Linked DNA regions of Homo sapiens: region 2 is linked to region 1. A link is an interaction called in ENCODE POLR2A ChIA-PET data of the cell type or tissue named here. Cell type or tissue: OCI-LY7. All regions are shown on one strand. Links, peaks and the distances in the headings refer to the core of each region. The heading gives the core; the rest is flanking DNA.

Evidence for each region. ChIA-PET counts read pairs that join two places held together with the same protein. Peaks named below come from ENCODE experiments on the same cell type or tissue, not always from the same donor. Only the 100,000 strongest peaks of a DNase experiment are listed, where the experiment ranks them.
Region 2: POLR2A ChIA-PET joins it to region 1 with 6 read pairs; 2 of 35 experiments call an interaction of 5 or more read pairs at or near these places.

What each region holds. Positions count from the first base shown.
Region 1 is chr3:121,999,633-122,008,096 of GRCh38, forward strand. ILDR1 (immunoglobulin like domain containing receptor 1) reads right to left here. Exons shown (of 8, transcript NM_001199799.2): 2 at 7,359-7,529; 3 at 5,612-5,761; 4 at 2,113-2,232; 5 at 1,676-1,822. Among named protein-coding and RNA genes, the nearest start is that of ILDR1, 18 kb to the right of the region's middle. RefSeq lists enhancers at 5,461-5,580, 6,280-6,781. In OCI-LY7, for the core only: a CTCF peak has its summit at 3,796; a DNase peak (open chromatin) is centred at 3,629; H3K4me3 peaks cover 1,478 bases; H3K27ac peaks cover 2,512 bases.
Region 2 is chr3:122,400,356-122,407,080 of GRCh38, forward strand. It overlaps FAM162A (family with sequence similarity 162 member A), which reads left to right. Exons shown (of 5, transcript NM_014367.4): 2 at 2,405-2,527; 3 at 3,903-4,008. Among named protein-coding and RNA genes, the nearest start is that of WDR5B, 12 kb to the right of the region's middle. RefSeq lists an enhancer at 6,105-6,154. In OCI-LY7, for the core only: no CTCF peak of the experiment used is centred there; no DNase peak of the experiment used is centred there.

The DNA.
Region 1 (8,464 bases), core at 1,803-5,802:
TCACCTGGAAACTTTTGAGATAAGAAATACAAATAAAGTTCTAAGCCCCCAAATGACTAACAGACCCCCTCTTGGCCAAGGGGACCCCAGAGAAATCTTGGAAGCTAAGTTCATGGCCATGACGGGATGGGAGGTCAGACTCACCTCATTATATCCCCTCTCACAGTGACCACCCCTTTCAAAAGACTCCACGTGGATAATGTCAATTACTAGTTTATCTTCCCAGGTACAGAACAAAGGCAAGATAAGGTCTAATTCTTCTTTTCCCCTTTTCTAATATTCACCTTATCTTATGTAAAATATAGATTTGCTGGGCACTAACTAAAGTTTCACAAGTATATAATCATTTGTTTCATTGCTGCCTCCCACTTCTTAAGGAAAATGTATAAATACTAAACCTCCTGGGAACCTCTTTGAAAAAAAAAAACAGCCACAGATGCATCTGTGACTTATGTTTTTTCCCTGGGTATGCCCTCAAGCTAGCTCAATAAACCTCAATGATCTGAGACTTATGCCTCAGTCACTCATTTTGATTGCCAGAGAAATAAAAATTCTCAGGTCCTGCCCCAGACAGGTTGAGTCAGAAAACGGAGATGGCAGCCAAAAATTAAGTTAAGGAGGAAAAAAAAAAAAAAAGAAAAAACAGAAATCATCCCTACCTCCTGACCTCTGGAGAGGGGAGAGTGGCTGAAGGTGACTTGATCACTGATAGCCAATGACTTAATCAATCATGCCTATGTAATGAAGTCTCCATAAAAACCCAAAAGGACTAGGTTCAAGGAGCTTCCTGGCTGCTGAAGACGGAGGTCCTGGGAGGGTGGCACACCTGGAGAGGACATGGAAGCCCCTCCCCGCTCCCACATACCTTGCTCTATACATCTCTTCATTTGGCTGTTCACTTGTATTCTTTTAAATATTCTTTGTAATAAGTGGGTAAACATAAGTAAACTGTTTCCTTAAATTCTGTGAACTGCTCTAGCAAATTAATTGAACTGGAGGAAAGGGTCATTGTAACTCCCAGTTTATAGCCATTTGCTCAGAAGCACAGGTGACAACCTACTAGTTGCAACTGCAATTAGCATCTGAAGTAGGGGGCAGTCTTGTGGGACTAAGCCTTCCACCTGTGGGGTCTGGTGCTATTTCCAGGTAAATAGCATCAGAATTGAGTTAAATTATAGGACATTCAGTTGGTGTGCGCTGAGTAATTCCTTTTTGTGTGGGGAAAACACACACACACTTGGTGTCAGAAGTATCGAGTGGCATGTGAGAATAGGAAAAAACAGTTTTGTTTTCCTTTACAAGTGGCCTTCTCTCTTACTGGCTTATTTAAACCACTCGCTCCAGCCCACCTTATGTCTAAATGAGGTCAGTGCTAGGAATGAAGATCGAAGCACAGGTACATCAGGGCTGCAGAGGAAATGCCATCAGTAGGCAGAGCTATCTGAGAGATGCTTTAGGCAGCCTGAGGAGTGGACAGGCAAATGTCCTTCCATGTGGCTACCTAGCCTCCCCAGGCATCATTTTCAGGGCTGAGGCTAATGTCCTCTGTCCCTATGATGGGAGAAGGGCATGGAGGAGAACCTGGAAGAATCTTTGACCTGGCACTTGAAGCTGATCTGCTTGACGTCCTGGTCCCTAATCCACTCCATTCCACTGCTTGTCTGTCCCCTCTCACCTTCCTCAGGACAGCAGCAGTGGGCAGGACAGCAGGGACAGCGGATATAGCAGCAGCAATACTGAGGACAGCACTGGCACCAGCACACTCCAATCAGCAGCAGGAGGAGGAGGGCTCCCAGGATGATGAAGATCACTGTCAGCCAGTCTGCAGGGGAGAAGCCAAGCAGGGGTTGAACTAAATATTCAGGGGGAGGGAATACTTCCAGTTCTGATATCCTAGAGGTCTCATAAACACAGCTCTTGACCTACAGGTTAAAGTTGAGCAATATACTGGCAAAAAGGTAAAAGTTTAGCTTTGATAAGGGAACTTTAGAGGTTGATAATCCAATGACAAGAACTTAGGCTTGCTTATTTCTGGTTTTTTTTTTTTTTTCCTGTGAGTAAAAGTGTTACGGCAGTGAGGGTGACTGAATAGAAAGCTCCAGTAGCACTTACGTAGGACGATGAGCTTTACTTCCTTATCGGGGTCTCCTGATGTGTCCCCTGGAGCCTCAATGGTGCAGTAATACACTCCATGGTCCCACCACATCACTTCATTTATCACGAGATCTGCTCCTACACAGTAAGGAGGGAGAAAGTGCCAGTGTCAGAGGAGAGAGCACTGGTTTCTAACCCATGACACCCTCAAGACCTGGGCAGCATGGCAAGACCTTGTATTTACAAAAAATAATAAAAAAAAAATTATCCAGCCATGGTGGCATGTGCCTATAGTCCCAGCTTCTCTGGAGACCGAGGTGGGAGGATCGCTTGAGCCCAGGAAGTTGAAGCTGCAGTGAGCTATGAGTGTGCTAATGCACTCCAGCCTGGGCAACACAGTGAGACCCTATCTCAAAAAAAAGTTAAAAATAAAATACTGTTTAAGTTGCCAGTATATGGGGCTTTTACTTACTCGCAATCAAACCTAATCCTAACTGGTACACTGGAAATGATTATTTAGCTGCATTTCAGATGAAGAAAATCAAGACTCAAAGGAACTGGCCTAATAACATGGAGACAATGCTCATCAGAGGTAGGTTCAAACCCACATCTCTCTGCCTCAAAGCTGGTACTCTTAACCACCAAGCTTTCCTGTCTTCTCTAAATTGGGTGGAAAAACTCCACATTCTGGGTCCCTTATCAGCCTAAAATGAGCAGTTATCTCTGGATCCTGAAGGACAGGTATGAGATGAACTTGAATAAAGATAAAATGCCAGTATTTTAAAAGTAAATGTAACTCAAGAAGAGTTTCAGTTCTAGTGGGCACTCAGGTTTTTTGTGTACCTCCATTAGGATAGATGAATGGTTTATATATATATTTGCTGTACATTCATTTTTTTTTTAATTTTAAGGTCAGGGGTATATGTGCAGGTTTGTTACACAGGTAAACATGTGCCATGGCGGTTTGCTGCACAGATCATCCCATCACCTCGGTATAAAGCCAAGCATCCATTAGCTGTGCTTCCTGACGCTCTCCCTCCTACATCCCCACACCCTCCAACAGGCCGCGGTGTGTATTGTTCCCCCCATGTGACCATGCATTCTCGTCATCCAGCTTCCACTTATAAGATCATCAGGGTGGACAGACAACCTACAGAATGCGAGAAAACTTTTGCAATCTATCCATCTGACAAATGTCTAATATCCAGCATCTACAAGGAATTTAAAATGAATGGTTAATATTTATGTTCAAGTTTAGCAAAGTCAATAAATATTCACTAAAGCCCTTTTGTGGGTCCAGCATTATGTCAGGCACCGAGGAGATGTAAAGAGAAACAAGACCCTCTTCTGTCCTGAAAGGGTTTAAAATCCAGTCAAAGGCATCAGGGCAGCCTCCGTGTGAAGTGCAGCGGCAGGCAGTTCCAGCTCCCCCACCCACAGTAAATGCCACGGAACCTTAGCATTACAGACTTGCTCCTGCTAGGTTGGTGGTAATATCTGCAATTCTTTATTATCTGTTTGTCAAGAAATGTTTATTGAGGAAATGAAACAAAAATGCAAGGTCACGCACCAGTGGACCTAACTTTGACTTCTGTTTCCTTCTCTTTCTACGTCAATATCTACAATTTTTTTCCTACCCGCTATTTTCCAAACCCACTACCTTTCCCAGAAATAAGCTTACCCCAGACTTGGAAAAATGATGAAAGTGCTTTTAAAAAACTCCCCCTCAGGGCATGATGTGTATTGTAAATCTGCTCTAATTTTTATTGGTGACATAAAGAGTATTTTAGGGGTGTCAGAGTAAGAAGAGTTTTCAGATATGTTAATATTTTAAAGGATCTAAGGACTGATTTGACAGGGTCATCTCAAATGATGCAGGCATAGGCAAAAAAGTGTCAGAAAACAAGGGCTTCAGGAAGTCACAACAAGCCTGGAGACAGAAATAAAAACAGAGGAGAATACTAATGCATTCCTGTGGTAGTAAGAATGAAGCAGGGTTTGAGCCAAAGGTGGCTGGGAGTGGGAGTAGTGGAAGGTATTTACCTTCACGTTTTTAGAAAAAAAAAAATAATAAGAGCAGGGACTAGCTACTATGGGGATTTCCATCCTTCAGAAACTGTTCAGGTAATTTGCTAATTAAAGAGGCTTGAAACTTTGAGGTCAGATAAGAACAAATTCTGCTGGCTTTGGAAAAGGCAGAACCACCTTGGATCTTTGAAGATGCCCCTGAAGACTAGAAAAGAAGGACAGATGTACCCTAAAACTGAGGGCTGGCTTGGGGAAAATCAGATGCCGAATGTAAAAAAAAAAAAAATCAGACTTAAGTGTTATAGACAAAACTGAAAGCAATTATTAAACTGGTTCCCCTTAAGTGACCTACCTTTAAACAGTCAGAATATTCACTGATTCCTTGATATTGTAGCGATGGCCACCATGAGTGGCCCACTGGGTGTATTCTTCCCTTTTTCCCCTTTTAACTAACAAATATTTATTTAACACAGCACATAAAGCCCATTGAAATAGGCTCTGAATTATGTGCTACTCTATGGCAGCAACTGTGGATTACACAATAGAAATATGAGGAGCTAAGCTAAGCCATTTATCCAAAAGTACACGGAGTGATAACTAATGCTTACTGCCCACTTCCTGTTTGCTAAATGCTTTATACATATTACCTTAGTCCCCACAAATCTCCATGAGCTAGGTACTATGGCAAGTCCCATTTTATAGAAATTGAGGCTGAAAAAATTGGAGAGGCTTGCCCAGGTTCATATACCCTGTAAATGCAGAATTGGGATGCACACCCGCACCTGACTCCAGAGTCAGGGCTCTCACCACTACTCCCTGCACTGGGCACAGAGAATAGATAGGCTTTAGACACAGCTCTCACATAGCGCGCTAGATATTCACTTTGGAGTAGGGAGGAAGATACCATGATGCCTGTCGTTCAGATGAAGAAACAGAAGCCAAAGAAAATAACTGATCACTGGTCACTGAGCTAGTGAGAGGAAGCACTAGGATTCTCACTTGGGGCTTTTTAGTCCAAGCCCAGTGTTCTTTCTTCTATCAGTGGAGGACAGTGGTCTCAAGGTGGTCATCTGCTCAGAGGACCCTATTTCCTTCCATGTGAACAACAGGAATAGCCGGAAGGAAACTCAGGGACCTGGGGTTTCAGTAGGCCCTGAGAGCAATTTGTGGAAGGAATCAAAGAAACCTGATCCACAACTTAGCCCTGAATCTCAGGAAAGCAAAGGGAACCATTCACCCCTAGACCTTTAGCCAAAGCTATAGATAGCAACAGAACAACCTCTGGTCCAGAGACCAACTTCCAGGGAAGTCACTTCAGCTGGTGCAGCACATTCTATGAAGCTGGCACTTTCCTCAAACAATGACAGTGACCAAGTAGACCAACAGGCAGCAGAAAGAAATGGGAAATCCCATGCTGACTCAGCCTGCCAGGCCTGGTGTCTGCACCTCCCCCCACCCCCAGTTCCCCTGACACCTCCCCCGCACTCACGGTTCTGGATGGTGATCTTGCGCTGCCGGTAATCTACCCCCAGCACGGGCTCATTCTGCCCCCGCCGCTGGGCCACTATGCGAACTTCCCGCTGGTTGTCGTTGCAGTCATTGGATGGGTCCTGGCCCAGGGATAAAGCTGCCTGGTATGCTGAGGAGAGAGGGCACACTAGAGTCACACAGCAATAGGGGGTTCCCACAAAAAAAAGGTTCCCTTCCTGCTCCGGGCGTGAGACACAGTGAAGTGTCTCAATTTTTCCCAAGACTATTCATCCCTTGGGACTCTTGTTAATCACGAAGATCCTGATTCTGCAGGTCTAGAGTGGGGTCTGAGATTCTCATTTCTAATGAGAATCTGTGTGATACCAGACACCACATTTTGAGCAGCCAGACTCCTGACCATCATTTTCATGCCGGCTCTACTCCCCATCTCCTATTCCAACTTCCTTTGTCTCATTTTCAGAGTCACCCCAGCCTCTCTCTGCTCCCATGGAATTCATCCACCTGCCCTTAAAACATAAGGTCACATGCCTGTAGTCCCAGCTACTCGGGAGGCTAAGGCAGGAGAGTCACTTGAACCCAGGAGGCAGAGGTTGCGATGAGTTGAGATCACGCCATTGCACTCCAGCCTGGGCAACAAGAGCGAAACTCCATCTCAAAACAAAAACAAAAACAAAAACAAAAACAAACAAACAAAAAAAAAACCAAAACAGAAAATATAGGGTCTGAGAGCTGTTAAATCTGCCCCTGGCAAATGCCTGCTACCCTAGCCTCTCCTCCCTGGCCACTTAACCCAGGCATTTTAAGAGTAACCCCCAGGAAACAATGCCTCAATTTAGAGAGGAGTCTTTTGGGGACAATGGCAGACTCAGTGGGTGGCTCAGACAGCTCTTGAGGTTCTACTCAAATCATATTGTGAGACATTAGCTCAAGGGCTCAAAAAGGTGAAGACTAATGCCTCCCTCTCCATTTGCTTCTTCTCAGGAGGCTCACTTTTCCCTATGAACAGGGTGTCTACTTCTATTCTCAAAATCTCCAAAAAATTAATTGTCTTGGTGCTAACAGTGGGGTGGTTCTAGGTTCCTTTGTTCTTTGAGAGAAGGCAGAAATGGGCAACTAGGAAAGGGCTCTGATCCAGACAGCACAACCCATATGCCTGGGGCAGTTGTTACTGAAAGGCAGGACTGGCCAACTCTAAGGAGGAGTTGTGTAGCACTAAGAGACTTCCCACAGTTAAAGGGCTGCCTGGGGGGGCACTGGAGGGCTTAGTCAGCAGAGGAATGACCATCTTCCCGAAGGCATACTGAAGAAGGGAATATAGCAAGGAGCAAGAGACTTCACAAATGACCACTCATCATTTGTGCTGAGTGTAGAGTCTTCTTGCCTGCATTCTAAGGTGGTGGGGGTGAGGGGAGGCGGGCCTGCATCATCAGCTCAGCACATTGGCATGGAACCAGGAATGGACAGGGAGGCAGGACTTTTCCCTAATGTTTAAGTTTCTTTAAATTTTTTTGAGAACAAAGCAGGAAAAAATTTTAAAATAAACTAGTATGTGACCTTGAATACATTATTTCATCTACCTGGGCTCCGTTTGTTTATCTATAAAACAGAGGAACTACATTAGGTGATCTTTGTGTCTTCTCCTCACTACCAAGATTTGTAATCCTAAATAATCCCTCAACCCTAACCGCAGTATGTCACAGAGGTGTCTGGGACCCACAGAGGGCCAAGGGGGTAAGGATACTCACACGCTGAGTAGTAGTCAAAGATAGGGTCCTTGCAGAAGGACTTGAAGCGCCATGTCACCACCACGTCCTGGAGCTGGGCAGAGGTGGTGTAGTCACATTTGAGGATGATAGAGGCAAACAGGGTGACATAGCGTTCTGTGTGCTGGACCGTCACAAGCAAGGACAGGCACCCTAAAGCCAAGAGCAGGAGAAAATGCTGAAGGTGACCTACTCTGCTCATGGGTAAGAAAAACAATGCAAATGGGCAAAAGATATTGCCTGCCATCCTGCCTGACCTGGCTAGGAGCTCACAGACAGAGTCTGGGTTCTTACTCACCTGGGCAGGCTATGGGTGGGGTGGGGTGAGAACGCACTCAGCAGCCTCAGAGGGACATAGGAAGAAAGGAGTGAGGAAAACTCCCAGGAATTTACAGTGCATTAACAGTGATGACATATCCAACAACAATATAAGGATTGTATCAAAATAAAGCCACATTTGTACAGAAGTGACACTGCTAATATATTTTTTTCCTCACATCATGTCTCTTCTTAAAATGGTTTCCCGTTTCCTAAGGATAAAGTTCAAGCTCCCTAACCAGGCCTACGAAACCCGTTAGGTCAGCCTACTGCCCTTCTCGTCTGCCCCGTGTCCCTTCACGTCCCATCGAGGGGTCAGCCATTCTGAGCTTTCTTCAGTCCTTCCCATGCTAAGACCATTCTCTTCTCCAGGTGCAGCTCTTTCAGCCTGGAGCACTCTTCCACATCACCTGCCACTGCTCCACTCTCTTCCCTGGGCTAATTATGATTCGTGCCTTGGGACCTCAGCTGAACAGGGTTTCTACTTCTGTCTACCCCATAGACAGGGTTCTGTGTCTGTAACCCTACCTTCTCCAGCAGCCCTCCTGTCTGCAAATCTGGGAGAGGGGCCTCCCTATTTTTTTCCTAAGTGCGCCAACCTACCCCTAGGCAGCACTTTTCATGCTTCTTGTTGATGGTCTGCTAACTGTGGGCTCAGAGAAAAACGCAGTCGGCCTTCTCAAAGTCATTGCTCAAATACCAGTGCCCAGTACTGTGCCTGTCACCTACTTGGCACCCAACAAATGCTTGTTGAATAAATGATGGAATGA
Region 2 (6,725 bases), core at 463-4,462, 400 kb after region 1:
CACCAGGGCCTGTCAGGGGGTGGGGGTTTAGGGGAGGGATAGCACTGGGAGAAATAGCTAATGTAGATGACGAGTTGATGGGTGCAGCAAACCACCATAGCATGTGTATACCTATGTAACAAACCTGCATGTTCTGCACATGTATCCTAGAACTTAAATAAATAGATAAATGAAAAAGACTGAGAATGGCCGGGCATGGTGGCTCACACCTGTAATCCCAGCACTTTGGGAGGCCGAGGCAGGCGGATCACCTAAGGTCAGGAGTTTGAGACTAGCCTGACCAACATGGAGAAACCCCGTCTATACTAAAAATACAAAAAAATTAGCTGGGCATGGTGGCAGGCGCCTGTATTCCCAGCTACGTGGGAGGCTGAGGCAGGAGAATCACTTGAACCTGGGAGACAGAGGTTGCGGTGAGCCGAGATCGCGCCACTGCACTCCAGCCTGGGCACCAAGAGCGAAACTCCATCTCAAAACAAAAAAAAAAAGACTGAGAATATCGTTACTATATAGAGATGTTCATTGGGGAGAAAGTCAATAGAGTCTTGAATATTCTCGTGATGTGCAGAATAATTGTGTAGAGATTATTTTAAATCATAAATACATCTTATATCTTAATATCTTAAATATGTTTTGTTTTCCATATATACTTAAGATATTTCTATGAAAATGTCTTATCCTAATATTTGCCAGCAAGAGTCTTGTGTAACCTTTTGAAAGTTGAGTAATAACTGTAATGCTGCTTTGCTTATTTTTCATAAAACAGTGATTTTCTTTAATATATCTGAAAATGCATTTTTCATTTATTTTTTCTTATTATTATATGTATATATCAAGTGTGGCATTTGAGAGTCTGTTGATAAAATTTACAAAAGTAGAATTACAATTTTATGTTAATGATGAAAGAATGACTTATAATATTCACCTGATTGTATCTCTTATTTTGTGTGCTTTTGTTAAACATATGTCGATTTATTTTGCCAACATGATTATATAGACAGAGAACTCCTTTTCTTTCAGGTTGGTTCATGTGATCCTGGTTAATGGAACATAAGTGAGATTTTATGGGTGACAGGGAGAGAGATCAGGCTTGACTTGAGAGCACGTGGGAAAAGAAGGGGGCTATCTCTTCGCAAAGATTTAAGTATCTTATAAGAACTGTTTGCCAGTGCAATTATGAGTAAGTGTATTTGTGCCTAATTTTTATTTTTTAAAAGCTCAGGTGATTATAATTTCATCTGTGAAATGTTGGAAGTATAGTCTGATTAAAATAGTATATATCTAAAAAAAAAAAATAGCCATTCTGGCTGGTTGTGAGATGGTATTGCATTGTGGTTTTGATGTGCATTTCTCTAGTGATCAGTGATGTTACTTTTTCTTCTGTATGCCTGTTGGCTGCACGTATGTCTTCTTTTGAAAAGTGTCTGCTCACGTCCTTTGCCCACCTTTTAATGGGCTGGTGTTTTTTTTCTTGATAATTTGTTTAAGTTCCTTATAGAGCTGGATATAGACCTTTGTCAGATGCATAGTTTGCAAAAATTTTGTCTCATTCTATAAGTTGTCTGTTTGTTGATAGTTTCTTTTGCTGTGCAGAACCTGTTTAGTTTCTGCACAGTAAAAGTTAAATTTATTAGATCCCATTTGTCCATTTTTGCTTTTGTTGCAGTTGCTTTTGGCATCTTCATCATGAAATCTTTGCCCATTCCTATGTCCAGAATGGTATTGCCTAGGTTGTCTTCCAGGGTTTTTATAGAGGTTAAATGGTATTTATTAGCCATATAGCGATCATTGTTGAAAATGGGTGATGAGTATATAGGGGTTCGTAATGCTACTATCTGTGCTTTGAGTTTAAATTTTTAAAATAAACTATATATATTATATATATAGTTTTAAAGTTATATGTAGTTCAAAACTACATCTAAAATTGATTTCTAATTAAGGACTTGTGGCTTGCAAGGAGCAAGGCTTTCTAGAGTCACTTGCTGACCACTGCAGCCCCCTAACCAGTTTATCAGCATCGTATTGGCAACTTGGTTACCTAGTTTATCACTTTTGGGAGGTTACTAATCTTTACTTAAACAGCCCTGATGCCATAATACATAATATTGCCACCAGAGCCATTGTTATGATAAGACACATGTGGGAAGTACTTATTTAAAATTTACAGCTGATAACATTTTTATGTTGTAAATTCCTAATTTCCTAATCAATAAAACATTTATATTTTAAAACAGCATCAAGCATAGCACTTTAAATATACTATGTGTATCTTACATATAGTAAATTCATTTCCTAAATGAACTACCTTTTATAAATGAAACGTAACTTGCGGGTATTTCTTATTTTGAGAAAACATCACATTTTCTTTCTTTCTTTCTTTGAAACATTTTCCTCTCTTTTTTAGGAAGCTGTTTTAGGTTATGTGAAAGAGATGTTTCCTCATCTCTAAGGCTTACCAGAAGCTCTGATTTGAAGAGAATAAATGGATTTTGCACAAAACCACAGGAAAGTCCCGGAGCTCCATCCCGTAAGTTTTTATTTTTTCTATTTATGGAGTTGGTAGCTCCCAAAGAGTAGGAAAACTTGGAATCAAAAGAACCCAAAAGAGAAGAGGTTCCTATATCATACCCTCCCATGTAGAGAGAACACATTGTGTTCACATTGTGCATGTGCACATGACCAATATGAGCACAACATGGGAGGCCTGAGGGAGGCCCATGTTCCTACATCATACCTCCCATGTTTTACTCATATGCAGGCCCATCTTCCTACATCACACTTCTCATGTTTTACTCATACGTAGGCCCATGTTCCTACATCATACCTCCCATGTTTTACTCATATGCAGGCCCATCTTCCTACGTCACACTTCTCATGTTTTACTCATACGTAGGCCCATGTTCCTACAGCAGACCTCCCATGTTGTATTAATATTGGTCATGGGCACATGCACAGTGGTTTCTTCATTTTCAGCATTTGTCATTTTCATCTTCTTGCCTGTAGGGTTGGACTGGAGCTTTCTGTAGGAGAATGGATGCACCAAAGTAAATAGTAGTCCAGAAATTATGTTTTAAAGAACTCTAAAGATGAACCAAATTAAGATATTATGCGTTAGGTAAAATATAAGCAGGGCCTTCTCCTTATCACCCTCACTGGCTCTCCCTTTGCACTGATTTTTATCTCTATTCCCGACTTATTAATGAAATGACTCAGATGGCATATATTCCCTTCAGAGTCAGCAAATCTTTAAGTAGTATTCATGCTCTTTCCTTCCCCAACTGGGTCTTTTCCCGTCTTCTTTTAGTTACAATACTGCTGTTGTCTTAGTCATCCAAGTTTGAGGTTCTTCGTGACTCCTTCCTCTTTGTCTTAACCAGTCTCCACATTCTTTCAGTCATCCTCAGACTGACCTCATCTCTCTTTCCACTGCGACAACTCTGGTTCAGAGAATATCCGCTCACCATGGTATTACAGGCTCCCATTTGGACTTTTTGCCCACTCTACCGTGTCCCCCTTTTCTGTCTCCATCCATTGTACAGATAATAAGCCTTCCTAAAACATTAGTTTCTTCCTTGTTTCAAAATGTACAGTAGTTCCCAATCAAGTCTAAACCCCTTAGCCTGACATTCAAGATCTGGTAAAATCTGATTGTACCTTACAAACTTTTTCTTAGTCTGCTGAAGTCAGACAAGCTCCTCACCGTTTCCTTGGGATTTTATAATCTTATTTGGAAAATGAAGCATCCTAAGAAATTCCATTCAAATAAAGTTCTAATTAACTTGAGGTTTCTCAGTGTTTCTGTTTAGTGACTAGTTAAAAAGCACTAATACCATTTTTCTGTTGTTAAATTTGAGAGTTATAATCTCAAACACATAAAATTTCTTGTCTGGTTTTTCTCATAGGCACTTACAACAGAGTGCCTTTACACAAACCTACGGATTGGCAGAAAAAGATCCTCATATGGTCAGGTCGCTTCAAAAAGGAAGATGAAATCCCAGAGACTGTCTCGTGAGTGCTGAATTTAGTATTACAAGCAGCTTTCATTTCTCACTGATCTAAGGGAAAAGCAATGCCTCTGAGTTCCAACTGTTTAAAACTTTTCAACCAAATTTGAAAACATTTTTCACTTTTCCAAATGTTTTATCTTTGGTAAGTACTTGGAATATAAACAATGCTAGAAAACCTGTGTCTTATCATTGTTAAGTTACACAGTGACTGGTGAAGAACTGTCAGGTACTCTGAAGTCAATTGATTATTTGATTTCATCCCCTGGCTACAGAAGTGTGACTTTTTTAAAGTTTGTTTTTAATCTAGGTATATAAATTAAGTACCATTGACAATGACTGTATTCCCCCAAATCCACTTAAGTACTCAACCTTAGGTGTAAAAGTATTTAATTGCAATATTCTGGAATTCAGGAAAGAGTGCTTCCTGTCACCAACTTCCTTAAACCTAAGGGAAGGGATCTTGGCTGGGATCATGGAACTTTTTCAGAGTTTGTAGATGATGAGTGCAGGTTCCTCCAACCCAGTTTCTCAACTCAGTACTATTGATATTTGGGGCTTGATAATGCTTTGTGGCAGGGGGGTGTCCTATTTGTTGGAAGATGTTTGGCAGCATCCCCGGCTTCTGCCCCCTACATGCCCGTAGCATTGCGGCAGTGCTGACAACCAGAAATGTCTCCAGACACTGCCAAATGTCCAAGGGGCACGAGCGGGGTGGGAATCTCCCCTGGTTGAGAACCAGTGCCCTAGCCTCATGTTAAAGACCCTGACTGGCTGGCATCTTGGCTAAAAAGAGATTCTGAGAAATAGATGTCATCTCCTCTGTGAGGCATCATCCTATTCAGGGACAGGGACTTCAGACAAAGCTCGTGGAAGTTCCCTGTCAGCAAGAAACTATTCCTGGATCTTCTGGTCTCTGGTTTCAAGTCATGATTGAAAAAGATCTGAGCTCATTCAGGATTTCTTTCCCAGGGAAATATGTAGTATTTACTTTCTGTTTACAACAGCTTTAATAGAGCTTTTCTGCTTCTGCCAGTCAAATTGATAGCACATTACTTTAACTAGAATTATTTCAGCAGGAAAGCCCTGGTTTTTCTTAGCTCAAGTCATGTATTCTTCTGGGAAATAAGAGAATACTGGAAATAACAGTGACATCAGGTTCTTGCCTATGCCCTAATTCTTCCTATACCAGCAGAAAATAAGCTGGTAGACACCCATGGCCTTAACAGATGCTGTATAGGCTTTGCTATAGAACACCTTCCTCAGTCTGCCTAATAGTTGGTTCCAAGATCCCCTCAGGCCCAAAATACTACCTCACGAATCACTCTGGAAGGGTCTTTTCTGGGCCTGGGCAGCCATTTGTCCTTGTGCTGGTAGTTCTGAACAGGCACTGCTTAACTTGCCCATTCCTATTACTCCCTATGGAATGGATTACTTTTCATGAGGATCATGGCACTTCAAATCCCATAAAATACCGTCAACATGGGAAGTCAGTTTGTGGTTAGTGGAATCTCAGGTGCTCCTAACTGACCAATTTGACAGTCCTTAGCAGTTGTCTTGGGTTCCTGCCAGCCTGCAGGCCCAGCTTAAGTGCCTGGAGAACCCCGTCCACATGCTGCCTCACAGGTCCCAGCTCCTACATCACATTGTACATGGCTTCATCATCTTCCTCCTTCCACCTGCAACATCCCAGACTCTTTGCCTCCTTCCAAGCATTTTTAAAGTACTCCCCTCCCCAATTTTAAAAGTAATATATGTTAAATATCTCAGGGGAAAGAAAGCACTTCAATCCCATCATCTAGAGATAATCACTTCCTATTTACACATCTACTGAGAAGGCCATAAGTTAATCCTGGGCCCCATAAGGGCTCCACATCCCCTGCCTTGAGGTTCTGCCAGACACCGAGGTAACAGAATCGTGACCACCAGGTGTGGCAATGCATGCCTATAGCCCCGGCTGCTCAGGAGGCTGAGGCAGGAGGATCGCTTCAGTCTAAGATTTTGAGTCAGCAACATGGTGAGACCCCATCTCTTTAAATAAAGTAAATTAAAAATAGAACCATGACTCACTGCCTACTTGCAAAATCACCAAGGTAGATTGGCCTTTAGACTCTTCTATATTAAGCCTCTTAGGTTTCACACAAGAATGATGAACCAACCATCAACTTTTTTTTAAGGCACATGGGTCTGTATTCAGTAGATAGGTTAGAAGAGCTGCACTTTGGCACTTGCCAAAGACCACAATATCAAGTTCACTGTCACTCAATTTTAGCAAAACATTTGTTTAAAAAGATAAATATTGAGGAGCATTGCTTAAAGGATCTTCCTACTATTTTAGATATTCTCAAATCTATTCTGGGTTCAAGACAGAGAGCAAAAAGCTGGGTATATGGAGCACATTGGTTAACTTTCTCCAATGTTTGATCATTCTGAATTGTGCTTTGTGTTGAAACATATGAAGCTTATTGTAGTATCTGTTGTCGAGATGTTTTCAGACGATGACTACATCACATAATGTCTTCTTAAGAACCTCAGGGAGAAATGACTGTTTCACTTCTAGCATTTATAGGCTGCTTGGAAACCTGAGAGCCAAAATTGGGGTCCACCATAGCAAGTGTAGATTAATATGCCTTGCCCATTTTTTTTTTTTGGCTTTGTTCTTGACTTCTCTTTTTGTTTTCTTCTTTTGTACTTAATTGTGTGCTATCCTGTATTTTATAC